7 separate regions of the Mus musculus genome follow, and all the other regions are linked to region 1. A link is a contact called in ENCODE Hi-C data. All regions are on one chromosome and are shown on one strand. Each heading gives the region's core, a stretch centred on a gene start or an enhancer-like site at or near the end of the contact. The rest is flanking DNA. Distances are from core to core; before and after follow the strand shown.

Region 1 (3,730 bases), core at 527-3,026:
TGTCAGATCCCCTCGAGGGTTCAGCTGTCTAGCCAGGGCCCGGGTGACATTCTCAAACATAGTCATTGTCTCTGTGGAGAAAGAGATGGACAATGTCCAGGCAGCCGCTGGGGTCGTCAAGACCTGGTAAGGACTTTGTAAGAGGCTGTCACCAGGCTTCACTCCTAGAGTAGAGGGGAGACAATTAGAGCATCTGGATGTTGGATTTGGAAGGAGCCCACGGAGTCCTTCTTTTGTGATGGACAATCCCGAGCTCTAGAGTTCACATGGCTGACACAAGATGCCGGCTTTTCCCTTTGCCAAGGGCTCTTTTCTCATTCCATGTTCACTTCTTCACAGAACAGAGCCCAGTTAGAGTCTGTCATCAGCAAGGGAAGGGAAGTGTCCTGTCACACTAAGGGACAGTTGAAACTAGGACCTGTGGACACTAGGGAAAGAAGCAACCGCACTGGGCCCAGGAGCCTGGGCAGTCAGAGCTGGGCAGCTTCCCCAGTTGCCCTTTCCTTGGCAAGGCTACACTTGTTTGCACCCTCCATTTCCTTCCCACCCACCTCCTAGCAACACCAGTATAAGTGGGCAAATTTCCTAGTTCCTCTCTCCCAACTACTTCTTTGCCTTTGTTAGTTCTGCTTACGATATATCCCCTTTCCAATAGAAAGAATTCGTATTTGTCCTATAAGACTCAACTGAAGGACTGGAGAGATGGCTCAGCAGTTAAGAGCACAGACTGCTCTTCTGGAGGTCCTGAGTTCAAATCCCAGCAACCACGTGGTGGCTCACAACCATCCATAATGAGATCTGAGCTACAGTGTACTTATAATCAATCAATCAATCAATCAATCAATCAATCAATCTTTGGACTCTGAGCAAGCAGGACTGGAGTAAGAAGGAAAAAAAAAGACTCAACTCATGTCACCTGCTCACCCCTTTACTCCTTTGGGCATTTTGGTGACTCTGCCTGCATTCCCAAGGCATCTTGTATATCCACTTCTGAAACACCTGCTAATTCATCTTGTTACCATCCATCTGTTCACCTGACTGCCTTGCCTACTCAACTGTGACTTTCCTGAGGGCAGGAAATGGGCCTGAGTCACCTCTACAGCATCAGCACCATGTCTGGTAGAAACAAGGATAGAAAGAGTGAGCTTGGTCCTGGGAGACATGCTGGAGGGAGAGGGACCAAGAGGATGTGGGGCCTGCAAGGATCACAAGTTTGACAGTTTAGGACTCTGTCTTTGAAGTCGAGGTATCTCACCTGGGGATCCAGGAGACACACCCAGGTTTTCCTGGTGGGTGGAAGAGATCAGACACATCAGCTAGCCTCCATGGGCCTCACCTTTCTGTAGTACTTGACAGAGGCAGGGAAACAGGAAGGAGCACACAGAGATGTTGGGGCCATCCTGCCATCTACAATATACTTTCCAGCCCTTGTTCCTGGAAGGGTTGGGATGGCCTATGTCCCTCCAGAGACCAACTGAGTGTACCTAGAAGGACCTACCCTTCACCAGAGTGGCACTCAAAGGGCTGCCTCTCTTCTCTCTAAGGCCTACTATGAGTCCTACCCCCAGTAAAATGCAGGGAGATTTATGGCCATGATAAAGGATAAGAAATCCCATGCCCATTTGGCCCCAACCTTCCCCTGGTTCCCCAGAATGTCCCCCTGCCTCCTCAGCCATCATTGATCTTACCAGGGAAGGGTGATGCTGGATCCTGTCTGGCAGCTGGTGTGTGGTGAGGAACCAGAGCTCGTTCTGTCTATAGGGTGAGGGAATGACTGGCTGTCCTTTATCAGGACTGGCTGCTTTATGCCTCCATGGAGGCGGGGATGTAAGCTCCCACAGACCCCGCCTCCCACAATGACCCCACCCCTTTTTGTTCCACTTCCAGGAGAACAGCATCAACCTGTTTGAAGTGCCCCGCCTCAGGTCCTGTGGGGGTGGGTAAAAAGATGCCAGGCAGGTGTCTGTGTTGCTGGGGCTGAGACAGAAAGAAGGGGGACTGAAAGTTTGCTTATAGACTGGGGAGGAAGGGAGGCAGTGGGAATTGGCTGTGTGCGTGTGTGTATGCACTTATGCTTATTTGTGTGTGAGTGTGCATGTGAGTGTGTGTGTGTGTACTCATGCATGCGTGTAATTGTGTGCAGGGGTGATACAGGGTGGATCACTGCCCTGATGTCATCTGGAAGCACCTGCCATTCATCTGAGGCCTTGTGGAAATGATAAGTGATAAGAAATCCTGTATGTTCAGGGACTACAGGCAGCAGAGCAGCTGAAAATCTGCCCTTCAACTTTGTATGCATCAGCCTGCTGATTCTTACCTCTCTCTATGTGTATATGTGCCTTGGCTACACATGCATAACTTGGTACCAGTATGCACAGAAGTCTGAGGAGGCAGGATAGAGTGAGCTCATATGGCCTTCTATAATTTGGAAGCATCTCTAAGTATATGGAATATATGCTCACACACAGGCAGAGGTGGATCTCAGCGGTGAGATGACGGACAGCCCAGGATGTATGCTGTGGGCGTTCAGCTGTCTCCCTGTAGGTCATTCAGGAACTTTCTCTCTCTCTCTCTCTCTCTCTCTCTCTCTCTCTCTCTCTCTCTCTCTCTCTCTCTCTCTCTCTCTCTCATGTTAGTGCACTGCTGCTCTCTTCAGACATACCAGAAGAGGACTACATATTCTATTACTGATGGTTGTGAGCCACCATGTGGTTGCTGGGATTTGAATTCAGGACCTCTGGAGGAGCAGTCAGTGCTCTTAACCTCTGAGCCATCTCTCCAGCCCCCATTATCTTATTAAAGTTGCTCCTTGGAAATCACTTAAAAGAGGATTCTACACACACAGGCAGGTCTCTAAATTACAATTTATGTGATTTACTGCAAGGCCATATGAAGAAGCAGTTTCCTGGAGATTTCCTTAGGGACTGGTAGGAGTGAGGAAAGAGTCTCACACTCTGCAAAAATATCTTTAAAACTTTATTACTTTACTTTCTCAGAATCCTTCCACACTTTGTTCTGCCTCTCTGGTCCCCATCCTTCACCCCTTTTCTTTCCTCCATTCCCTTCCACTTCTCACCTGGCACAGCTATCAGCATCTTAGACAGACAGCTCTAGCTCCTGTTTGCTGTCAGGTGCCCATCCCCCTTAGGAAAGGTGGAGTTGGGTTCTTGGGTGTGTGGGATGGTTTTGTTATATGACAGTACAAGTGCAGAAGTGTGGTATTTGTGTTATACAAATCTGTTTTTCCTTTCCCCCTAGTTTTCTGTCTCTGTTTCTTTAAACCACTACAATGTAGGGCATCTGAAATCTTGTATATATAGTCCAGAGGTTGTGTGAACACCTTAATTAGCTCTGCAAAGGTGGCCCAACCAACCATTACCTCGGTCAGACATTTGGAAGTCTCTTCCTAGAGTGTGCCTTCCTCTGGCGTGTGATGACCAAGGTTTCTTGTCTCATTCGTCTTTGAAAGATCTGTGGAGCAGCAGCTGAGCACAGTCACACGGGAGTCTGTTTTTCCTGAAAGCCCCAAGTCTCCCGATCGGTTCTTTCCTCTGACCTGGCATCAGCTTCTCTTGGCGTCCTTCCTCCATGCAGATCTCTCTCCAGCCTGATGTCATTCTGCTTGTCCTGCCTCCACCTCATTTCTGTCTTATTGCCCCATTTCCCCAACCTGACTAATGGGATTCCAAGGACCGGGCTTAGAGGGCTCAAAGAAGGAAGGAGGAGGAAA
Region 2 (3,814 bases), core at 1,277-3,776, about 91 Mb after region 1:
TGTTCATAAGGAAGGTTTACACTTAACATGGTGGACTAGAGTGCAGTGATACAGAGAACAATGTATGAAATAGAGAATCAAGAAACTGAACTTGCAGAGGTCTATGCCAGGAGCTGCTCAAGGCAGAGCGAATGGCGTGGGATCAAAGGTAGCAGAGAAGCCTGGGAAAAGAAAAACAGAATTTCCCTTGAATTCCAGAGCCAAGGCCGTTCACGACCTTGGTGAGAGGCATTCCCGCTAAGTAACACAGACAGGATGCTCACTGACATCTCTGCAGACATGCTTTTGCTAATTACCCACTCCAAGCTCAGGCATTTATTAGAGATGCCAAAAACAGTCCTGCATCACCATTTAGGCTGCACACAGATACACTTCAAAAGAGTTTATATCATCAATAACTCAAAGCCTGTCAAAGAAAAATTCAACCACTTTAAAGAAAGCAAACCAAGTCCGGTCATTTGAGAAGGCAACAGTCACGATTTCCAGACTCCAACCCAAATTTCCTAGATGCACAGTGAGACAGAGAATTATGAAGTGCAACAGGAGGCTGGGATGTGGGGAGTGGGGATAGGAACAGATTAATCTTAAAATAAAGTGCATAGTGGCAGAATGGAAGGAATTATGAGACAGATAAATAGTCTCAAGAAGTTAAAAAGAATAGGTGGGCAGATGAGAAAATGAAGGAATAAAAAATGCAACTGGCTCGGGTTAGCAGCAGATCAACAGCCGAATGGACACAGAGGGGAAAAGTCATTTCTAAGGCACACAGATTCCTCTAGAATTAGACAATGCAGAGTGATTGAACATACTCTTGTCTAGAGTTCCAGAAAGAAGGAAAAAGATTTAAAATGATGGCTTTTTCCTGAGCTTACTAAGACAGTATTTCCTCACATAGAAGAATAGAAGTGAACAAGAAGCAAGGCACAGCAAAACACACCAGAATAAGACATCCTCCAAGCATGAAAAAATAAAATTAAAGCGACCATTAAAAAGGGGGAGTGGGGGGGAGGGTGTGGGGGACTTTTGGTATAGCACTGGAGACGTGAATGAAGAAAGTACCTAATTTAAAAAAAAAGAACAACACTGCATATAGATACCTAGCAATAACAATTAGTGTTTCCTCCTTGATGGAAATATTATAAACCGAAGAAAATGAAACAATATCTTTAATGTGCTAAAATAAATGACCAAGCAAAAAACTCTATATCTACCAACTATACCTCGTAAAGTTTGAATAAGGACATTTCCAAATAAATGAAAGCTGAGAGAATTTGTAAGTTCAGTATAACTGTTATTTAATAATATACTATTTGTCCAAGCTAGTCTTAAATAAGAAGGTAAAAAGGCATACAAAATGAGCATACTTTTCTAGATGTAATAGTAGAAATCACATGGAATCTAAAAAATTATGAGTCTTAAGATCACAACAGTCTAAGATAAGGTTGGAAAAGATCATTATTTGAACTAAGTAGCATTAGTTAAAAATAACATTTTAAAATGTTACACATGACAGCATGCAAATATACCCTATATAGGAATACATTTCAGAAAAGATGTGTTCAGAGTATCACACTAAAAATTATAAATGAACACTGAGAAAAGTTAAAAACCAAACTATATTCTAAGCTTATCAGTTAGTGGATTAGGATCTAAGGCATACTGTCCCCTCAGTAGGTGCTTACTCAACATTTTCTAATAGAAGTCCCACCAGAATTAATGGCACGAATTGATAAGGCGAGTTTTCCATTTTTTATAATGCAAAGTTCTATACAAATGTATTTCATAACGCAAGCCAGATCGACCATAGTAAATTCAAAGTGTTCGGGGACAGGGTGTCAGCTCATAGTGTCCAGTTTGAACTGAAGTGCCAGCGAGCTGCTGGCACACTGCCACATGAACCGATCAAGGCAATCCCACAGAGCACTGTGAGATGGCCAACTGTGTCCTGTGAACTACAGATTCTCATGGTGTTGCCTGTGTTATGGGATTGCCTGCACTTCACACTCCTTCCTAAAATTGAGCAGGATGCCCAAAACACCAGACTAGAAAATGAATCACTCAATGAAAGAAGCATATTCCTGCGGGGGAGGGGTGGATGTTTATACTGTGATGGTGTGACGGGGGGCCCTTGTGGACAGGAAATCCTGAGGTGTGTCTCCATGGGTCAAGGGATGGAAGAGGTCACAGGGTACACAGGTGTGGTCAGCCACACACCCCAGGAGATTGCCCAGGGCTACACCAGGGGTTTCTCAGCACCTTCCTTTCCCACAGCTGTTGGCCATGACCCCAAGCCTGAGAAGCTGGGAATTTCTTCAGAGGGGAAGTGAAGGCGCACCTGCTCCCAGAAGGAGACAATGGACATTTGGTTTCCAGGCACATTTCTTTCCAGAGAGAATTTTCTGAGCAGAAAAGGGAAAGATCCTAATAAAGACCGTGTGTAGCTTGAGGAGGGAAAGGGAAGGCTGTGTTGTGAATGGCTGGCCTTCCTCTTTCCTGAGGCTGTTTCGGATGACTGCCCTGGCTGTTGTGAACAAGAGGAATACGAGCGATTTCTAATCCCAAATGCCAGTCTGTGGTGTAGCCCAGGTCTGTGTGATGAGGCGTCCTGTGCCAGGCATCTGGATGTTACAGTAACTAGGCCTGTTGGCACTAAGGACTCGAGTCATAGAGGCTGAAGTTCCTACTTCTGTGGGCCACTGACCTTCCCTCCCCAACCCCCCCCCCTCCATCAAAGAACGTCCTTGCTATAATAGTTTACCTACCCCTTCCATACGCGCTGAAAACCTGAACACACAGCAGAGGGTGAGTGGGGCCTTGTGCCTGATGAGGTGGTTAGGGGCAGCCATGGATTAAGTGTGTTAACTAGTTTGTATATCCTCAGAGCCCAACTTAGACTACAGTGCAGTCAATTTTAATTTATTAAGACATTGCATTTGTGCATCGTTATAGGGTACATTCTGATATTAGATACATGCATGGGATGGTTGATGTCAAACTGTTAGAAGTTCAAATACTTTCTCCTCTGCCTTCTCAAAGGCATTTGTTTATGCATCTAGTGGTGTGCCTGTGCACGGGTGTGGCACTATTACCTGGAGTATGGGTAGCTCTTCAGAGCCTGCTCTCCTGAAGAAAAGTGGCTCTTCCTCTCATAGCAGCCATCAACTGCCAATAGTAGGAGGAGTTGATTGGCCCTCCTCCATTCAAGCTCGATCTGGGATTGTTTGATCTGTGAAGTCTTGCACACACAGTTCCAGTCATTCATGTCTTTGGTGAAATAATATTTTTTGGACAGGACAAAGCAGTTGCAAACAAGTCTGTGGTTGATTTTAGTTGACTTTTATATGCTATATGAAAGGAAGAATTTTGTGTACATGGATATCAACTTATTCATGTATACTTAAGGCAAAGTTCACAGTAAGGTCGTACCACATCCTCTTGGATGTTATACATTTACATGTGACTTCCAACCAGTAAGTATGAATCTGCCAATGTTTTGCTGTGGTTTTGGTTTGGGGCGTTTGAGGGGGAGGGCATTGTTTTGCTGAGCCCCTTGAACATTTGTTTACATTTTAAAATCTGCTTTTCAATTAAAGATGATGCTAAAGTTACAAATTCATTTGTCGAAATGCCACTATTTGTGAAAATCAGAGAGTAGTGATTTTTAAAAAATAAATGAGCATGCTATAGACACCTATTTATTTTTCAAGTATGTACTTTTCTGGAGCAAATTTTCCTAGTCTCCATCCCTATGGGCTGACCATGTAGCATTCCAAGGTTCAACATCATTAGTAATTGACAAGAATGGGCTATTATC
Region 3 (3,862 bases), core at 1,062-3,561, about 92 Mb after region 1:
ACTGTGGCGAGGTATAGGCATGAGATGAGGGTGGCTCACAGCTTTAAGGAGCCTTGAGTGGAGGTGCTGTCTTCAGAGGCTCCAGCCTTTCACTGTTACAGAATATCTGATCACACTGTGAACCCTAAGACTGTGTTACTTACTGGAAAACCTGTTTGTAGTTGTGGCAGCTCTTAGCACACAGCTCTAATCCCAAACAATGACAGTAAAGTAAGTTTGTAGAAGGAAGCACCCATGTTTGAAAGTGATGTCTACCTAATTGAGTGGCAGGTGAAGTGAAGAATCAGAGAAGGATCTGACAGAATATGATCTGCCCAACTCTCACAAGAGGAAAGGGAAGCTACTTGAGGGGCAGCGCAGAGAAAAGGAAGGAAGCGGTTTTACTGCGACAGTTGTACAGAGGCAGATTGCCGAGTGAATAAATTAGACACAAGTGAAGACAGGAGCCAGAGAATGAGGACCCAGAAGATTACAACAGATTGCCAAAGTTAGTAGGAGTTCAAGCAAAACAGTCAAGAGGCCAAGAAAGAAGCCAGCTTGAATCAGTCAGTGTGGAGAGTGTGGAGAGTGTGGAGAGGAGTTTTGAGCCAGAACAGCTGAGTTGACCAGCTCAAAAGAAGCTAGAAAGGGTGAGCTTATTCAGCAACAAGTCTCAGAGGCTGAAAACATTCTAGGCCTAGATAAGATTCTACAGAGGCTAGAAGCTTCCAGGACTAGGCCTATTTAGCAAACAGAGGCAGTAGGCCTCCAAGACAACAGTCCCAGCACTAAGAATTTTATACATTCTCAGCTGGCTGTGGTGGTATGTCCACCACTGCAACCCTTCATTTCCTTTCTGGTCCATTTTATCTTTGTTTTGTTTGTTTGTTTTTCCTTTTTGTCATTTTTGCTTTTGGTTTCCTACTAAGAAACTACTGTTTAATCCAAGATAGTAAAAATGTGTTTCCCCTTAGGAGTTTTATATCTATATTATCTCTGACCTTTTTGAGCTAAATTTTGAATTCAGCATGAGACTCTTAAACAAGAACCACCAAGGTAAAGCTAGTGTGGCAATATAATGCTAGCTACTGTAAGGCTAAAGCAAGAGAAGCTTCCCTGGATAATTCAGCAATCTTTTATTAACAAGAACCAGCGTTTACGCTTGATTTTAGCCACAAAGGAGAGAAGTAATACACTCTTACAAACATAAAGATTTTTCAAGGAAAATTTTAAGTTAAATTTTCCTTTCTACAAAATTAGGGCCAGCAGGATAACTTAGTGGGGACCTGGGGGTGGGGGTGGGGCATGTCTTTTGTCCTGCACTCCAGAGGCAGAAGGAGGGGGATCTCTGTGAGTTCAAGACCAGCCTGGTCTACACAGCGAGTTCCAAAACAGCCAAGGCTACAAGGAGAAACGCTGTCTAGGAAAACAGACAGTTAGTTTAGGGGCCACTTGACTGTGAGTTCAATTCCCAGATCCCACATGATTGGAAGAAACAAATTTCCCCAAGTTTTCCTGTGATCTCTTCATGCACACATACACCTTTGTCCCAGAGATGCCGTCTGTGGTTTCCTAGCACTGGGATTACTGGGAAAACTCACCTCCCAACCATCCTACCCAGCATTTTGTACTATCTCCTCAGTCCTGCCGTGCGCTAAGGCAGGGCCTTCTCCAGGTCGTCCCGGCTGTCCTAAACTTGGTATGTAGACCAAGCTAGCCACGACCTCAAAGATCCTTTTTCCTGTCTCCTGGCTGGGGTTTTAAGGTGTGTGCCACCACGCCCGGCTATTCTGCTTCTTGATGCAGGGCCTCCACAGTAGTACAGGCTAGCCCTCGGCCTCCTGCCTCCATTACTGAGATTACAGCAATTTATCGGTGTGCCGTTGTATACGGTATGTCCTTTACTTGTTTAATCTAGACAAACTGCTTGCATTTCCGAAAAGACCTTCAGCTGGAGCTACAACTCGCTTCTCTGTAATTACCCGACACCTGGCAATGCCTTCCCGCCCCGAACCCCAAAGTCAACACGGCGGTCCCAACTCACGCCTCTCCTACAGGACCTGTGAAAGGCCCAAGGGAGTGGGGCAGAACGGGCTGACATCAGAGTCGCTACCCAAACTCCGCACAAGTAGGAGACTCTGGCCCGACGTGCCCTGCCGTGTAGAATTCACCCTCTCCTTCCCGTCTACGTTTCCCACGACCAGGATCTCACTACACTTCCCAGTACCGGAAGCCTGAGCGCAACAAAGATGGCGACTGCGGAAGGGGCGGAGGGCGTGGCCTCCGTCCGGGAGCACTGGGCCACCTAGCTTCCGGCGGCGCGCCAGTGACGTCAGTGAGCGCGCCAGGCCGCGTGGAGGCCGTAGGCTGATGGAGGTCAGTGAGGGTGATCGCCGCCGCAGTCTGGCGTCCTGGAGAGACCGGGTTTCTGAACGTGGGTATCCGAGACGGGAAGCGTGGCTGGGAAGGGCAGCAGTTAGTAAGGACCGGCGGGGCTGTTGTGGGGGGAGCCAGGAAAGGGACTCTCGACACCGTGCCCCAAGGGCGCTGTTCGGTTGCAAATTCGGTTCCGGGCTGCGATTGCGCACGCGCTCCTCGGCCCGCGGTAGACACGAGGCCTATCCCGGGAAGCTCCGCTGCCCGCAGTGACCCTTGGCGTCCCCTGCCAGTCACTTTTCGTGTTTCTGCATTTTAGGTTTCAGGGTCGATATTTACTTAGTCGCAGGTCTTGAAAATCGGTAGTTTGCCAGTGCTTTTTTTTTTTTTTTTTTTTTTTTTTTTTGGTTTTTTGAGACAGGGTTTCTCTGTGTAGCCCTGGCTGTCCTGGAACTCACTCTGTAGACCAGGCTGGCCTCGAACTCAGAAATCCACCTGCCTCTGCCTCCAAAGTGCTGGGATTAAAGGCGTGCACCACCACGCCCGGCTCTCCAGCGCTTCTTTACTGTCTGGGTTCAGTAAGTGATGGATATTGGGTTTGGGCAGATGTCCCCCTTCTGAACCATATTTTATTTCCGTGTAAGTATAATTAAGCTAATCTTTTTACAGCTGCAGTAATGTGTTCACATAACAGTAAAATTAAGCTAGCTATATACCCGAATCCCGGAAGCAGAAAAAATTGAGGTGTTTTCTCCTTTAGTTGAAGCAAAGTCCAGTAACTTGTCTCATTTGGTTCTATCTCACCTTAGGGAACAAGACTGGCAGACTTGCCGAAAGAAACGTCATGTGGTTATGTAGCGTGTTCTCGAAAAAGGTAACATTTTGCAGGACTTAGAAAAAGGCAATGCCGTGCCCTGTGATTGGCAGAGAACGCAGTAGCCAGTTTTGCATTGTGAGATAAAAGTGTGAAGTGTAGTTGGAACAGAGCCTGTATTGTAGGGGTTGGATTAAGATTGGCAAGGTGGTGACTCTGGGTGGTGTTAGGGCTTGTTTGCGGTGATCGATTCAATTTGTGAGTTTTGCTTTAAGGGTTCTGGGGTGTGACTCAGTTGGAACTGCTTGTCTAGCTCACATAAAGGCCTAGATTTGATCTTCGGCACTGAATAAACCAGGAGTGATTGGCTATCTTTAATGTTAGCACTTGGGAGGTGGCCGCAAGAGGAATAGAGAAGTTCAAGGTCATCCTTAGCTATGTAAAGTAATTGTAGTCTTGTTTCTTTCTATGTATATAAGTGAACACGGGGACACATGCAGGCACACAGCCCGGGAGAGAGTCAGGTCCCTGGAGCTGGAGTTACAGGCAGTTGTGAGTCCCTCAATGAGGATGCTAGGGACTGAATTTTGGTTATCTGGAAGAATCGTTCGACTTAGAATATTTAAGCCAATAATTTTTTGATCCTGGATTCCTTTAAAATTAGAAACGTGCCCAGATTTGCATGAAGGAAGC
Region 4 (3,619 bases), core at 1,037-3,536, about 90 Mb after region 1:
GCACATGCGTGGCCCCATGAGGGTGTGTCCTGATGCCTTGGCTCTTAGCCTGTCGTCCTCTAGTCTCCACCCTTCTGAAGAGTACTCAGCCTCCATGATGCCATGCCTTGGCTGGTAGGTGCACATTCACAGAAGGAGGTGCCTCAGCTCAGAGACTCCTGAGTAGAACCATCCGTAGAAGCATACCCGAGGAAGGGTTGACACTGGGAGGGCCCTTGTCCTGGTGCCCTGCATTAGTGTCTGCTACTCAGTTTTCGGTCCAGTTTGTGGCCTTGGATGGATATCCTGAGACTGAAGATGGCCCTGGCCCACGGTGTTTCCCTCAGTGACATGCCAGGGGGCAGAGGACCAGAGTGTTAGGTTAGAGCTGCATCTGAAGAGGATGAACAAGCATGAAGATGAAGAATATGAGGTGTCATCCTCATCTGGACCCTGGACAGACAATGAGCTCACCTCATTCTGTGACCTGGACAACTGCCTGCTCTTTCTATATCTTCATCCTGCTCCCGCTGGCTCTTCATCCTCAAGAGATGAAGTTGGGGAGTTGGGTAGGTGGGTCCACAGGTCACAGGGGCAAGAGCAGTAGTGACAGAGCCCCAGAGCTTTGTGGGCTCCAGAGAGTAGAAAGAAGTGTGGAGAAACTGTCCTGCTTTCTAGACAGGTTGAATGGCAGTTGGAACCTATGAGCCCACAAAGATAGCCACTGAGCCCAATCACAGGACTGCTGGCCGTCCATGTTTCTTAATGCCAGGTTAACTGGCATGAACCAAGAATGGGAGCATCCTGAGAGAGGCAATGCGGTTCTGTCTGTGGTCAGTTACTGCTCTTGCTTTACACAAGGAGAAGTAAACTACAAATGCCGATTATAGCCAGGTTTCTCTCGTCCTGATATCTGGTTGTAGCTAAATTGGAAGGACATATCGTGATGTGTTTTGTTGATTGTAGATGGTCTGCCTAGGACTTGAGTAACCTGATCACAGAGCTTATGTCTCATTTCTAGTCCCTGGAGCTGCACACTGCACAGCACCTGTTTATAGGGGGATGTGCGATGTAGAAGACCCCCTGCCGTGTGTGTGTGTGTGTGTGTGTGTGTGTGTGTGTGTGTGAGTGTGTGTGTGATGTTTAAACAAGGTCTCCCTATGTATCCTTCTCTGGTCTGAACTCTTTGTAGACCAGGCTGGCTTCAAACTGACAGATTCTTCCTCTATTTCCCAAATTCTTGCGTTAAAGATGTGTGCCCATGCCAAACCCTTATCCATCATTTTTAAACTCGAGTTTCTGGCATGGTATAGGAATTCCTCCCACATATGCTTCTGGTCAGTTACTTGAAAATATTGGTAAACTATATTTAGGACAGTTTTCAGTTTATAGAAAATTAAGCATGCGTTTGGTATATTTAAAATCTGTCTAATGCATAGTACCTGGTGAGTCAACATCAATACATTGTTAACCAAAGTCCACAAGCCTATAATTTACACACGGGGTTCATTGGGGTGTTGGTCCATCTGTGGGTCTGGACTGTTGTTAGTGACATGTGCCCATCGTTACAGTGGCGGTGAGAATAGTTCAACTGCTCTCAACATTGTCTGTTTTTCCTCTTCCTCTTCTCTTCCTGCAGCCCCTGATAACCACACACATTTTATTCTTTCTCTAACTTTCCATTCTCTAAAATGTCATAGTCGGAATCATGCAGAGGGTAGCATCTTCGAGTTGGTTGCTTCAGCTTAGCGATCCACATTTAATGTGCCTCTTTGGCTCTTCATGTCCTGTTAGGCCTTTTCTGCTTACCAATGGGTAAGTAGTATTCTGTGTTGTGGAATACAGGTGACATCTTAAAGGCAGAGACTGATTGCGCATAAATTACTAACTGGTACTAGGATGCCTGTGTGCCCCAGTGGAGGCTTGCTGGAGTGGATTGAACCATAATTCTTTATTAACCATGAGTTCCCCTTGTTCAGCGCCATCACCGACTCCCATCACTGGCCCACATGGTTCTAGTACCAGTTCCCTGAGTGTCCAAAGCCATGGGTTAGTTTTCACTCTGTGTTTATTTGTTGGCTTCTTCCCCCATCCACCCATCAAAATCTAATATGTACAGGAGACACTGAGAGTGTATGAATTCAAAATATGTGTTTCTGCTGCCAGTCATTGTATGAGCACAGAGGAGATGAAGAGCTGGTTAGAGGGAAGCGTGAGTGCAAAGCAGAGGACCCCTCTCTCTGCCAAGAATATGAGTCAGCGTCCTGGTGGAATAATGGCGTGTCCCAGACAGATGAGTGGCCATGTGTCACATAGCTCTTGAGAAACTTACTAAGGAAGATAAGCACTATAAATAGTGTCCACATCAGAGACCAAGGTCATACTGCTACCTACTGCTCCCAAATGGAAACTACCGTGACTGGACAGCCTTCCTTTCCATAGTTCCAGAAAACTCTTTAAGAAGGGGAGTTACCCAGGGGGTCTAACGTGGGTGAGCCAGGAGAAAGCTGGGGAGTAAGACATGTCACATGAGCAAGGTCCTCAGCAGCCTCCTGGACAAACAAGAAGCACGTCCACGTTTTGACTCCCACGGGGACTTTAGCTCAGGACACAGCAGTCTCTGCTTGAGCACACTTCATCTCCCAGCTGCCCTGAAAGCAGGGTGTTGTTCTTAGAGGTTTTACTGCTTTTCCCTGGAAGCTTAGCGAGCTGACTCTGGGAGAGTCCAAGGGAAGCCCTTTCCACTATCTCAGGAGGAGATATGCGTAGACTATGTTTTCAGTTTCACATGCATAGGAAGTTCTAGAGAAAGGAACCCACATTGTAGAGAAAAGAAAAATCCATAAATGTGAAAGTTTACACTCACCAGTTCCAGCTTGAAACCACCCTGCAGAGACCTCCACCTTCTCTGGCCCCAGCGTCTCATGTTGCCCAATGAGGAAGGACTTAGCTGGAGGTACACTAACTGGTTGCTTGACATTCAAGGTGAACTTCTATTTTTATGAATGATGTGTAGATTTAAAAAAAAAGTTTTGGATGGGTGTGTTATTACTTCTTTTCTAAGATTCTCGGAAAGAACTAGAACTTCCTCAGAGTTAGGAGAATGTGGATCGTGTTGACTACAGGTGCTGTGACACAGTGCCAGCCTCTGGGGACCGCTTTGTGGCTCCTGTACCTGCTACCTGAGAAGCCCTTGTTCATGTTTCTTTTCTTTCTTTAAGGTGGTGACTCCCTGCTCTGTGCAAGTCCACCTGGACCAGGTAAGACTTTCACATTCCTTTGGGGCTCTGGTATGAGCAGCCAGGGTGGTCTCTGTACAGGCTCTGCCTTCCTTGGGGATTTTTCTCACTTAGAGGGTAGAAAGGCACTCTCCTTTGTTTTTGTTAAGATAGAAAATCCACCCACCTAAGAGGTGGTCCCAGTACTCAGAAGGCAGAGGTAGGCAGTGTTCAAGGCCAACATGGTGTACAAAGTGAGTTCCAGGACAGCCAGGGCTATGCAGAGGAATCTTGTCTCTCAAACGAAACAAAAAAGGAAGCAAATGCCCATGTTCTTTTGCAGTGGCAACCTGTAGGATCAGTAGCATTTACCTTTGGGGCTTGGACCCCCGGCTTAAGGTGCTGAGCCCAGTCAGTAGCAG
Region 5 (3,688 bases), core at 1,044-3,543, about 92 Mb after region 1:
CTGGTCTATGTATTTACTGAGGTATACTTTTTAGCATTTGAGTACTCCTGTCTAAACAGTTTATATACCAGGTGTAGTGCACACACCCTCAATCCCATCTCTTGGGAGGCAGAGGATAGAAGACCTTCAGTTAAGGGTAGCCTAAGACACATAGTGAGATATTGTCTTAGAAAAGCAAACCAGAGCTAGAGAGATGGCTGAGGTCTTCTAGAAGACCTGGGTTCCATTTCTCAGCAGCAGACCCAGGGAACCCCACATACCCCACATCCTCCTCTGGCTTCTGTGGGCATTGATGCATGTGGTACATAGACATACAGGTAAATAAAACATCTATATGGTCAGGCAGTGGTGGTGCACGCTTTAATCCCAGCACTTGGGTGGCAGAGGCAGGCGGATTTCTGAGTTCAAGGCCAGCCTGGTCTACAGCGTGAGTTCCAGGGCAGCCAGGAATATACAGCAAAACCCTGTCTTGAAAATTCAAAAAAAAAAAAATTCTATATGTATAAAACCAATCAATTCATTCACTTAAAAAATTTTAACAACCAAAATTTCAGTTTGTTCTTATCAGTTGAAAATAGCTCACTAGCAGCCAACAGCAGATGAGCCCGTCATTCATCTGATTACCCCAGTGAGTGACTGGCTGGCACACCTATCCACACATAGGTTCCCACACTCCCATGTTCACAGCAACAAAGCTATCCAACAACACTTTCCTCAGAACTTGATCCACTATCAGCACGCACAATGCCCACTGCTGCCCTCACTTTGGAGCCACTGCTTTCAAATTCATGTTTACTGTCTTGGGCTCAATGTCAGAAGTTTGCAGGAAATGCACACTTATGCTCTGCTGCCTGTGTTTAAAGGAGACCCTAAAGAGCTGACTGAAGCTGTGTGCTGGGCAGGCTTTCTATCCGCTAGGTTCCATTCGAGCTGAATGGCCGGGAATCCGAGGTCAGTGCAGAATTTCTCAGCTGCATCAAGGAGAGCGCCACTTGACGGTAACCTGTCTGTGTTTTCCAAGACATTCCGGAAGCCTGGACATAAAAGGGGTTGTGGACTCACACCATCCCTAACAGGCTCCGACTCAGGAAGCTCAGGCTGGGGCTCTCCCACCCACTCCTATGCCAGCTGTCAGTAAATCCCAAGCCCTCCTCTCAATGTGGAGGGTGCCTACAAATCCATATTTAGTCAGCACTGGAGCCCCCCGAGTCACTGGACTCTGTCCTCTGCAGGGGCCTGACCCAGCTGGAGCCACCAACTAGGCTACTTCACCTTCACCGCTTCCTTCTTTCCAGTGGCCTTCTATGACCAACACCTCTCCTCTCCTCTCTGAGCTCACAGCTTCTATCATTTCATTAACTTACTTTCAGGGACATAACACAGCTTGAGTAGTCTTTTGGGCACAGGCAGGCCTGAGATATAAGGCCTCCAGCGTTAGGCTGAGCATCGGAGTCCTAAACAAGGGCCTGGAACAAGCGCCTGCTGTCATCTGTCTGCAAATCGGAGGAGACGAGGTTTCCCTGTTTTACACAATATCCATGACCTTCAAGACAGAGTAGTCTTCTGCTACACAGAGGATCAGAAACCAAAGCTAAGGACTGGGACTGGGTTTGGAGTTTTCATTATTAGATACATCCAGAAGCAAGACAGAGGGTAGGACACAGGCTAATGTATTTATGCAGAGCTGGCAATGAACTGTTTGGCAGGCGTGCCCTGTGGCCCATGGTGACTTACCTTCACCTCCTTCTCAATATAGTCGCTCAGCAGTCTGTCTGGCTCGACGCGCTCAGGTAACGCCAGCACCACAGTGTGCAGAGGGCGCCTCTCTGTCACCTTCTCATGGGCTTTCTTATCTCTACTCTTTTCACCTTTTAGGAATACTCGTTTAAATGGCGACACAATTCCAGGCTGCAGGCAGAAATGGCAATGATTGGAGTTCATTATTCACACATTTGTGTTGTACCTACCACTAACAAACAGAGTTAGCACCGTCGCCATGAAAATAGGACTGTGCACAGCAGCCTATGAGAAAGGACCAACATGAGGCTGAGGCATGGCTCTGGAGCCAGCTCAGACTCTGCACAAGGACAGACAGGCCTGTTAAGTGGCTGTCACACTCAGAAGGCAACTCACTGTCATTTGGGGAACAGTCCCCCAGAAGAGAGCCACACAGCAGAGTTCCAACTCCTGCCAGCTCTGTGAGCCATGTCATCTCAGCTCTGAGGTGCAAGTGGGACAGGGAGGGCTGCCACCCACAAGGCCTCTGTCTCAGCAGCCAAGGCCACATGAGCTCTAAGGAGCCCAGGCGCTAACTGAGCCCCAGGTTCTCATGCAGCCCCTTCCCTCAGGCAGGGCTCCAAGGCAGCCACTAACCTCACAGCCTCACCCCTGCTGGATGTGAGCTTAGTACCGAGGCTTTGAAGACTCGACCTGTAATCAAAATGAACTTGTGGGCCAGGGAGAGGGGAATCAAACCTAGTGCCTCCTAAACAACCGCAACAGAAGCTATCCCCCACTCTGTGGAAAGATGGCGCTGCCAGCCATTCTTTGTCACTCAGAGAAACACTTAAATACATCATCTACAGCATCAGCTCAGAGGCCAAAGACACGAGCAATGAAAGGAGGAGATGATACCCTAGCTGTTTTCTCTCTGCAAGAGACATCTCTCCTACACTCACCCACTATGTTCCTGGCAGCCAGGCAGCAGCTGGGAAACTACAGCAGGCTCAGCTCTGACCGTCCCTCCCCCCAAGCTAGTAACAAACAAAAAACGGAGAGAATAAGTTATCAGGCAAGACTCACATGGCCAAGGCTCCCAGGAGATGCCGCATGTGGCTACTTCCCAGCCTCACTCTTAGGCTCAGCTCTCAGCACCAGGCATGAAACCAACAATCAAATAAGACTCACCCAGCCTCAGAAAATTACCCTGACACCTTTCCTGTGCCTGTGCCTGTGCCCTCCTGCTGTGGACAGCTTCCCTGCCTCCTTAGCTTCACATCCTTGGTCCTTGTTATCTTGGTTTTATTCCATTGATCTACTAAGATGGGCACAGATCCAGGAGGCCCATCCGACAAGACAGCAGCATGAGTCTCGGTGTTAGAGCTGTGCACGCCCAGCCGTCATGCCTGCTGCTCTCCCCACAGGCTTTCCGCCAGGCTCAAGGCTCAACTCCTCTGTGGTGGTCTGAGCTATCCTGATTCTTTCCCATACAAGGATATGAGCTGAGCTATGGTCTCTAAAATGAGCTATGATTGTTGCATGTTCCATGTTCTCATGAACAATCCATGCGATAGCTACAGAGAGCTGAGCTGATTATATTTGATTATAATGGAAAACGGTGTCAGCAGTTATTTCCGTTACTGTTTTTACTCACAACAATCCATCTCCTCTTCAACGGCTGTCTTTACAGCCCAGCACCAAAGCCTCAGACTGTCTTCCACTCACACTAGATAATGACCCATGACCACCCACCCGACTCTGAATCCAAAGTAGGAAAAGATTGTGACCCACGGCCCTGTAAATATTAAAATATTCCACTCATGGGAGCTGATTCTATCACCAGGCATCTGCCTCTGTGACCTAGAATGGTCTGTCATTGACCCTGTAGTCCTATCTTGATCAGTACACACATACATACGCACACACACATGCATGCACGCACACATAAACGCTTGTGTTCACACATGCA
Region 6 (3,612 bases), core at 332-2,831, about 92 Mb after region 1:
CTTTTCTAGCCCAAAATCCCAAAGTCTTCCATATTTTTCCAAGAAACAGCATAGTCAAACCTGTCACAGCAATACCCAACCCCAGGTACCAACTTCTGTCTAAGTTATTGTTCTGTTACTGTGAAGGCCATGACAAGGCAACTCTTATAAAAGAAATCGTCTAATAGGGGCTTGCTACAATTATAGAAGGCAAGTTATATGGCAACACAGACAGGATGAGAGGGAGAGTGGGCTTTTGAAACCTCAAAGTCCAATCCCAGTGACACACCTCCTCCAGCAAGGACACACCTTCCAATCCTTCCCAAATAGTTCCATTAACTGGGGATCCAGCATTCAAGCATATGAGTCTCTGGGGCCACTCTCATTCAAAACAAGAGGAAGAAATCCATCACAAATAGATCAGGATTTGGGGACAGAATGGTGGAAGCAGGAATGGGGATAGGCTCTAATTATCCCTGCTCTTAGGTGACCTAGGCCAGGTCTTATCATATGTACTTTGATGTCCCCACGGGTCATGAGTGGTAAGGGTGGAACCCTAGTGATGTGATGTGAGACTAGATGAGAGAAACCATTCAGGTGTACACCCCAATGAGTTCCCAGAAATTCATAGACAACCCTAGTTAGGGACAGGACCCCTTGACTGCTGTGGAGAATGTCTCTGCAGGACAGATATTCAGGCAGAAGCAAGGATAAGCCTGGGTCAGTCCAGAGCCTACAATTCTCTCACGTCCAAATCAACGAGGAACTGGTCCAAAGCACCAGTGTTTGGTGTCATATAAGTCCATGGCTAATCTTTTCTATGTAAAAAAGAAGCAAGACAGCCACAGCCAGCCCGCAAAAGAAGCTAACACAGTTCCTTAGAGCCTGCAGTGAGGTTTATTAGAAGGAGGAGGCCTCGGCGTGTATGTTGACGGGGAGTGGGGGTGATTATACAGAAGCAATGCAATATATGGAGATCTATACATGATGTGCTAAGTGCAAGGGTGGGCTTCCCTTGAAAGTCTGGAAAGGGGCTTAAATGAGAGAGGAGGTGGGGGAGACAGAGAGAGACAGATGGAGGGAGGGAGGGAGGGAGGGAGAGAGAGAGAGAGAGAGAGAGAGAGAGAGAGAGAGAGAGAGAGAGAGGTTGGGATAGCAAGGAAGGGGCCGGAGGAGTCCCTTCAAAGCAATCTCCCTGAACAAATCTCCCTCAGAATTCTCTCAGGACTAAACTCCCAGAACTAAGAGAAGGTTTGACTTTTTTATAACTTTTAGGAGTGGCAGAAAGTTTCCCATCACATGATTTAGTTCATCACCGCTTCTTTGGCAAGGAGCACGGAGAAGAACCAGGTATCATAAATCAAGAGCTGTCAAGGCACAGCACGGAGTCCCAGGGGGAGGGGCAGGGAGGCGTGGCCTGACTCAAGCCGTGGGATTTGGCCTAAAGATGCAGGCCGCTGTTCTAACAGTCTCCACAGTGCTCATGGCTGTGTGCCATTGAGAACATAACAGGGCCTCAGTTTCCTCTGCAAAAGATCAGGGAAGAGCAGCCGCCTCAGAGGGTGCGGGCCTGTGGGTCACAGGATGTGCTGATCTCAAAGCTGGCTCCGGAGAGGCAGCAGACACTCAGGAAGGATCTGCTGTGTGTCGGGGCTGGATGTCCACTCTTCTTCCTTAGCAGCTTCTCCATTGTTGTCAGGAAATGTTTCAATTTCTGACTACAGAAACTGCCACCATCCTGTTCCCATGTCTGGCCCCTCCCCAACACACACACACACACACACACACACACACACACACACACACACACACAGTGTGGTTTTACGTGTGGAGATCAGATTCTCTCCTTCCATCCTGTGGGTTCAAGATAGAGCTCGGTGGTGGAGCTCGGTTGACGCTCAACGAAGTCTCCCTGACCTCATCGGCACTCCCTACAGAAACGCGTTTCCCTGACCAGGTCTCCTTCTCTCCCATTTCGTCACTGTATCGTAATTGATTTCCTCCTATTCTTTTGGGAGTTTCTGTACTATTTTGTTGTTGTTGTTGTTGTTGTTGCTGCTGCTGCTGCTGCTGTTGCTGCTGTTGAGCTGAATGCTCTCTTTCATTTTGCTTCCTGATTGCATCTGAGGCTCCCACATCACATGGAGGGGGAGGGGGCGGGGCTGTTATGGCGTACTCCCCAGGCAGCATCTCAGCATTTTCTTTCTTCAGCCAATGGTAAGACAATCTCCACCATGCCGATGCTGTGGAGTAGACCGTGCCCACGTAGGGTCATGCTGAGGGCGCAAGTTTTGCCTTCTTGCCCTGTCGTGTGTGTGTGTGTGTGTGTGTGTGTGTGTGTGTGTGTGTGTGTGTGTGTGTGTGTGTGTATGGATGTGTGTGTGAACATATCTGGTGGATTTTGATATATAAATGGTTCTCTTGCTGTTATCCTTTCTTTACTTAGAATAAATTAGGTTTCCTCGTGGAATTTTCCTACATACTCTGTCTTGCCTGACCCACCCTTTTTCCCCATCTCCCTGAGCCCACTCTGCTTTTTATTGTTATAAATTCATAGTTTATTGTTATAAATTCATAATTTATCTCTCTTAGCCAAAACTATACAGAATGGTTTTTCTTTTGAATTTTCTTTTTTTTTTCATTTTAGTCCAAATGTGCAGCTGGCATGACTTCCCTTGTTACCCATTTCACATGAATATTAAAAAACCTGGATATTCATAAGAAAGGAAGGAAAGAAAGAGTGAGGCTGGGATTTTCCCACACCACCCACGTATTCAAAGCTTCTTTCTCAGCCTGTAGCACTACTGGAAAATAGTGGAACCTTAGGAGATAGTGTCCAGCAAAGGAAGTTAGGTCATTGGGGCATTGCTCCTTCCTCTTTGCTATCCTGTTGCCAGGGCCTCTGCCACACTGTCCTAGCATGCTGTACTAGGCTGCCACTGTGATAATAACCATGATCCAAAAACATGAACTAACTAAACCTTTTTTCTTTTTAAAGTGATTAGCTCATGTATTTTGTTACTTTGATGGAAAGCTGGAAGATGAACAGATGGATGGATGTATTAGACAGACAGACAGATAGATAGATAGATAGATAGATAGATAGATAGATAGATAGATAGATAGATAGATAGATGGATAGATAATAAGAATACATGCAATACCAACCTTATTAACTGTTATTGAAAGCCTGTGAGCACATTCTTTCTTCTTCAAGTATGTTCAAGTTAATCTCTCAGTCTCAGAATCAGATCTGCTCAAACCATAATGATTATGATCTGCTGACTTCGCTCACGTCTCAGAATTTCTAGCCCTAGAGCTCTTTGAGGCTGTGCCATCTCTCAGCTGTTGCTCTGCTTCCATTCCCACCCTCCGCTGACAGTCAGCTGAAGCGTGGCTACTTCTGTGGTGAATGATGCAGAGCGGACCTAACCCTGCTCTGCAGGATCCCCTCTCCTGCCTCTCCAGGGAACAGCCTCGTCTGTCCCCTGCGTCATCTCCGAGGCTCTGAGAAGGATGCCTTGGGAGCCACAGGTACAAGAACTGGTAAGGTTGAATAGGCTGAAACCCCAGCAGATTTGAGATTTGAGAACCGCGGGAGTCGAGCCACTTCCTACCTGTCTCTGCAACACA
Region 7 (3,422 bases), core at 118-2,617, about 90 Mb after region 1:
CTACTGCCTAGGCTCCCAGGCCAGCAGTGGTCTTGCCCATAACTACAGAGTCTGCCTGCTAACTTACAAGTCAACAGTAGCCAGTGCAGAGCGACTGTTGTCCAGCTTCCCACAGAACACTCCTGCAGCAGCTTTTGAAAGACAGCATAAAAATAGACCATGTGGAAGAATGCCAGAGACCCCTTCTGGCGACGGAAGTGGAGGAAGTGGGAACAGCGAGGAGAATCCAGGCATTCCTGAGATCCCAAGAGGCTCAACATATGCCCCCCAGTTCCGGCCTGGCCTGGAAGGAATGATAGACAGAGGTCTCTGTGTCCCCAAAACCACAGGGCACCAAGGATACACACAGGCTTGAAGTGAAACCCAGAAAATGGGATAAGCTCGGAATTCCAAACAGTTTTATCCCTTCCACCCCTTTCTCTGCATTTGAGCTGCAGAGGAAAAATGTGAGTGTATCCTGTGGAGAAAAGAATAAAGGATATATTGAGAAGATTCCCAGCAACTAAATGGGGTCTGGGCAGGACCCCATCTGACTCTCCCTGCCATGGAAACTCATTGCGTGCTTCAGGAAGGCAGAGTTTGGAAGGTCTGGGTCTGCCCTGTATGTAGACCCTCTGAAGAGTTGCTTTAAAAACCTGTTGCCCCTTCTGTGGTGCCTGTATGTCCCTTTCACTGAAGGACATTGTTCAGAGCAGAGGAGAGCCCTCATTGTCCTTGCCACTTTGCTAAGAACAGTAGAGGTGCTGATTCCACAAACGGTAACAGTCACTGTCCTCTTTCCCCTCAGGATTTCTGTCACCATGTTGGGTCATTTCTAGGTTGGTTTTAGGTGCAGAGTTGAGGAAATAGACCCGAGGTTGGGACAGTCTGTTCACCCTCCTGGCTGGTGATATTTCACCAGCAGTATCACTGTGACCCTCATGTTGAGGTTAAAGAACAGGGCTCATTATTTTATCTGCTCTTCTCGTGAGTGAATTTGTAGAAACCTGCACAGAGGATCTTCAGACTTCGGCTTGACTGGAGCCCGTATCAGTTCCTTGAGTAAGATTTCAGCATATGCCCTCCACCTCCCAGTTCTGTGGGGTTTCGATTTTATGCACTGCCCTGCATATTTTATACACAGGAGAAATCAGGAAAGAGGCCCATCTTTTCTCGCATGCAAAGTAGATAAAGCGCCTGTGGGGTCCTCTGGCCCCGAAGGTAGCCTTTTAAGGTGGCAGCTCTGCTCCTGCTCTGGGTAGGTGCCATGCTAACTGGTACCCCCACCTGTGTCTTCTTAGTTTTGCAATCTGCTCATCAGACTGGATTATTGTTCTGCCCTCTTAAAAAAGGCAGCTGGCACCCACGTTTCTGTGGATGCAGTGGCCCGGAGAGTAATTGAGTTTCTGCTGTGGCATTCAGCTGTGCAGGGCTTGCCTTTTGCTGATGGACATTTCTGAGTGCAGGCAGGGGAAGGGGCTCTGCAGAAGAAATTGTACCAAGACTCTGCATCAAGCACTTAGCAATAAACAAGCAACACAGTGGGTAAAGGAAGGGTTAAGTCCTGACACAAGGCCAGGGACAAGAGGGAACCACACAGCCACAGTGCCCCCAGAGTCTGCGCTAATGAATGATAAACAAAGCCACTTTCATGGGAAGTGCTGGGCTTGCTGTTTTCTGGAAAAACACAGTGATAACAGGGACAGAGAGCGATTTGATTTTCCTCCTTCTGTGCTCATTTGAAGGGCACCTTTGGCGCCATGTAAGCATATTCAGTGCTTCTGAATTCTGGCATGGGTTTCCCAGATTCTCAAGGCTCAGGAACTCAGCAAACAGAGACCAGGAGGAGTAAGGGTTGCCCTAGGCTGTGTGGGGTCCCCTGGAGCAGCAACAATCACAGGTCTAGGTACTGAGCACCTCACTCCTCCATCCTTTGCTGGTTTGTATATAATTCTCAGGCAGAAGTGTTAGCCTTCACTGGTGAATAGTTCCTAAGACTCCAAAGATCTGTGCTGCTCCTTGGGACTAGATCCTAGGGGTGATCTACACTAACTTCCACCCTCCAGCTAGACTCTGGCAGAACTTCCCCATCAAGCTCTAACGTTCTAAGCCAGTTATTCCTCCTTATCCATTTATCTATCCATCCACCCACCACCCATTTATCTATTAGTTGGTTTGTCCATCTATGCACACACCCATGCATCCATCCATCCATCCATGCACTCATTATGTGCATGACCAGAACCCCCTCTATGTACCACCAGGGAAGGGTAGGGACGGCTCCTCTGCATGAGCGGTAGGCCAGTGGTTGGCATTCTTCAAGCCTGTTGTAGCCACCTGAAGCCCACTGTCTGTCCTTCCTGGTCTTAAGCAAATGCCACCTCCACCACGCTGTAGTTTAAATGTGAATTCTTCCCGCCCCCAGGCGCCTGTGTTTATGCGTACTTGATCCCCAGATGGTTTCACTGGTTTAGAAGGTTATGAAAGCCCTAGGAGGCGGAGTCTCACTGAAGGAAGTGATGGCTGTGAGGTCTTACAGCTCAGCCATGTTTCCTGTTCACTGTTTGCTTCCTAAGCTACAGCTGTCTCATTCTCCTGTTCCCATGCATGCTCCAACTGTCAGCAACAATATATGGTTCCTCCCGTAACAGCAAAAGGTAGAGTAACTGATAAACTCTACAAGGAAGGCATCTAGGCTCCCTCTAGACAGAAGGTAGTCATCTAAGGGTCCTCCTGGAAGCCTCAAGCCCACCTCCCTCCAGGCCTTAGTCTCGGACAAATCCTTGCCTCTCGAGAACAAGACCCTGATGGTGTCGGTCCCCCTTTCTGCTTTCCTTCTTTGGTTCATCTTAGATGGAAAGTAAATGCAGACGGATGTGGATGGAGAGAAGTTTTCACCTGGAAGACAGTAAAGGGAGCGATGGTTTAAACAGCATGTAAAATTGTTTCTCTGCCATAGCTGCTACAGAAAATGTGAAGGATGGTCTTAGACAACCATACAGTTAGTTAATTAGTACATAAAGCATTTATTTTTAAATATTTATTGTGGATTGTACTGGGGGCAGGGATAAGGAGGCTACACCTGTCCCAAGGACTTAGAGATAAATCCCAGAAGACACAGGCATTCACCATCCTCTATATACAAATAGCACATCAGTACTGACTTTTCCTATACTGAGAATTTTAATAAGAGCTGAAAAAATAGCACAGAAATTCCTGGCCCATCATGGTTCCTGAATGGACAAGTTGCCGCATTTTGTCCATGTTTTGTCCTGGTTTTCACACGTTTTCGTTTTCCTTTCCTTTCCTTTCCTTTCCTTTCCTTTCCTTTCCTTTCCTTTCCTTTCCTTTCCTTCCCTTCCCTTCCCTTCCCTTCCCTTCCCTTCCCTTTGCCTTTCCCTTTTCCCCTTTTCCCCTTTTCCCCTTTTCCCCTTTTCCCCTTT

Evidence for each region. Hi-C counts contacts between places; a loop is a spot of excess contacts on that map.
Region 2: a map of T-helper 2 cell shows a loop between it and region 1 (28-fold over the local background). The contact joins the enhancer-like site here to the promoter of Gsdma in region 1. A Hi-C loop is called at or near these places in 2 of 37 maps with a recorded cell type or tissue (T-helper 17 cell and T-helper 2 cell).
Region 3: a map of T-helper 2 cell shows a loop between it and region 1 (18-fold over the local background). The contact joins the promoter of Tbrg4 here to the promoter of Gsdma in region 1. A Hi-C loop is called at or near these places in 3 of 37 maps with a recorded cell type or tissue (T-helper 1 cell, T-helper 17 cell and T-helper 2 cell).
Region 4: a map of regulatory T cell shows a loop between it and region 1 (22-fold over the local background). The contact joins the enhancer-like site here to the promoter of Gsdma in region 1. A Hi-C loop is called at or near these places in 2 of 37 maps with a recorded cell type or tissue (T-helper 17 cell and regulatory T cell).
Region 5: a loop to region 1 is called in a map of T-helper 17 cell, with 12 times the contacts of the local background. The contact joins the enhancer-like site here to the promoter of Gsdma in region 1. A Hi-C loop is called at or near these places in 3 of 37 maps with a recorded cell type or tissue (T-helper 1 cell, T-helper 17 cell and T-helper 2 cell).
Region 6: a loop to region 1 is called in a map of T-helper 17 cell, with 19 times the contacts of the local background. The contact joins the enhancer-like site here to the promoter of Gsdma in region 1. A Hi-C loop is called at or near these places in 2 of 37 maps with a recorded cell type or tissue (T-helper 1 cell and T-helper 17 cell).
Region 7: a loop to region 1 is called in a map of T-helper 1 cell, with 33 times the contacts of the local background. The contact joins the enhancer-like site here to the promoter of Gsdma in region 1. A Hi-C loop is called at or near these places in 2 of 37 maps with a recorded cell type or tissue (T-helper 1 cell and T-helper 17 cell).

Annotation. Positions count from the first base shown.
Region 1 is chr11:98,662,397-98,666,126 of GRCm38, reverse strand. It overlaps Gsdma (gasdermin A), which reads right to left and starts at 1,776. Exons shown (of 12, transcript NM_021347.4): 1 at 1,689-1,776; 2 at 1-71. The coding sequence starts at 66.
Region 2 is chr11:7,503,209-7,507,022 of GRCm38, reverse strand. No RefSeq gene overlaps it. Among named protein-coding and RNA genes, the nearest start is that of Gm36720, 76 kb to the right of the region's middle. Within about 2 kb of position 2,526, at least 1 of the 3 ENCODE cell types and tissues checked has a DNase peak (open chromatin) inside an H3K27ac peak, as active enhancers do.
Region 3 is chr11:6,624,516-6,628,377 of GRCm38, reverse strand. Tbrg4 (transforming growth factor beta regulated gene 4) reads left to right here and starts at 2,311. Exons shown (of 12, transcript NM_134011.3): 1 at 2,311-2,413; 2 at 3,165-3,229.
Region 4 is chr11:8,578,703-8,582,321 of GRCm38, reverse strand. Tns3 (tensin 3) reads left to right here. Exons shown (of 31, transcript NM_001083587.1): 4 at 3,201-3,239. Among named protein-coding and RNA genes, the nearest start is that of Tns3, 84 kb to the left of the region's middle. Within about 2 kb of position 2,286, at least 1 of the 3 ENCODE cell types and tissues checked has a DNase peak (open chromatin) inside an H3K27ac peak, as active enhancers do.
Region 5 is chr11:6,568,184-6,571,871 of GRCm38, reverse strand. It overlaps Ccm2 (cerebral cavernous malformation 2), which reads right to left. Exons shown (of 10, transcript NM_146014.3): 2 at 1,735-1,908. Among named protein-coding and RNA genes, the nearest start is that of Ccm2, 23 kb to the right of the region's middle. Within about 2 kb of position 2,293, at least 2 of the 3 ENCODE cell types and tissues checked have a DNase peak (open chromatin) inside an H3K27ac peak, as active enhancers do.
Region 6 is chr11:6,678,445-6,682,056 of GRCm38, reverse strand. No RefSeq gene overlaps it. Among named protein-coding and RNA genes, the nearest start is that of Gm39575, 15 kb to the left of the region's middle. Within about 2 kb of position 1,581, at least 1 of the 3 ENCODE cell types and tissues checked has a DNase peak (open chromatin) inside an H3K27ac peak, as active enhancers do.
Region 7 is chr11:8,454,909-8,458,330 of GRCm38, reverse strand. The region is part of intron 20 of Tns3 (tensin 3); the gene reads left to right. Among named protein-coding and RNA genes, the nearest start is that of Tns3, 210 kb to the left of the region's middle. Within about 2 kb of position 1,367, at least 2 of the 3 ENCODE cell types and tissues checked have a DNase peak (open chromatin) inside an H3K27ac peak, as active enhancers do.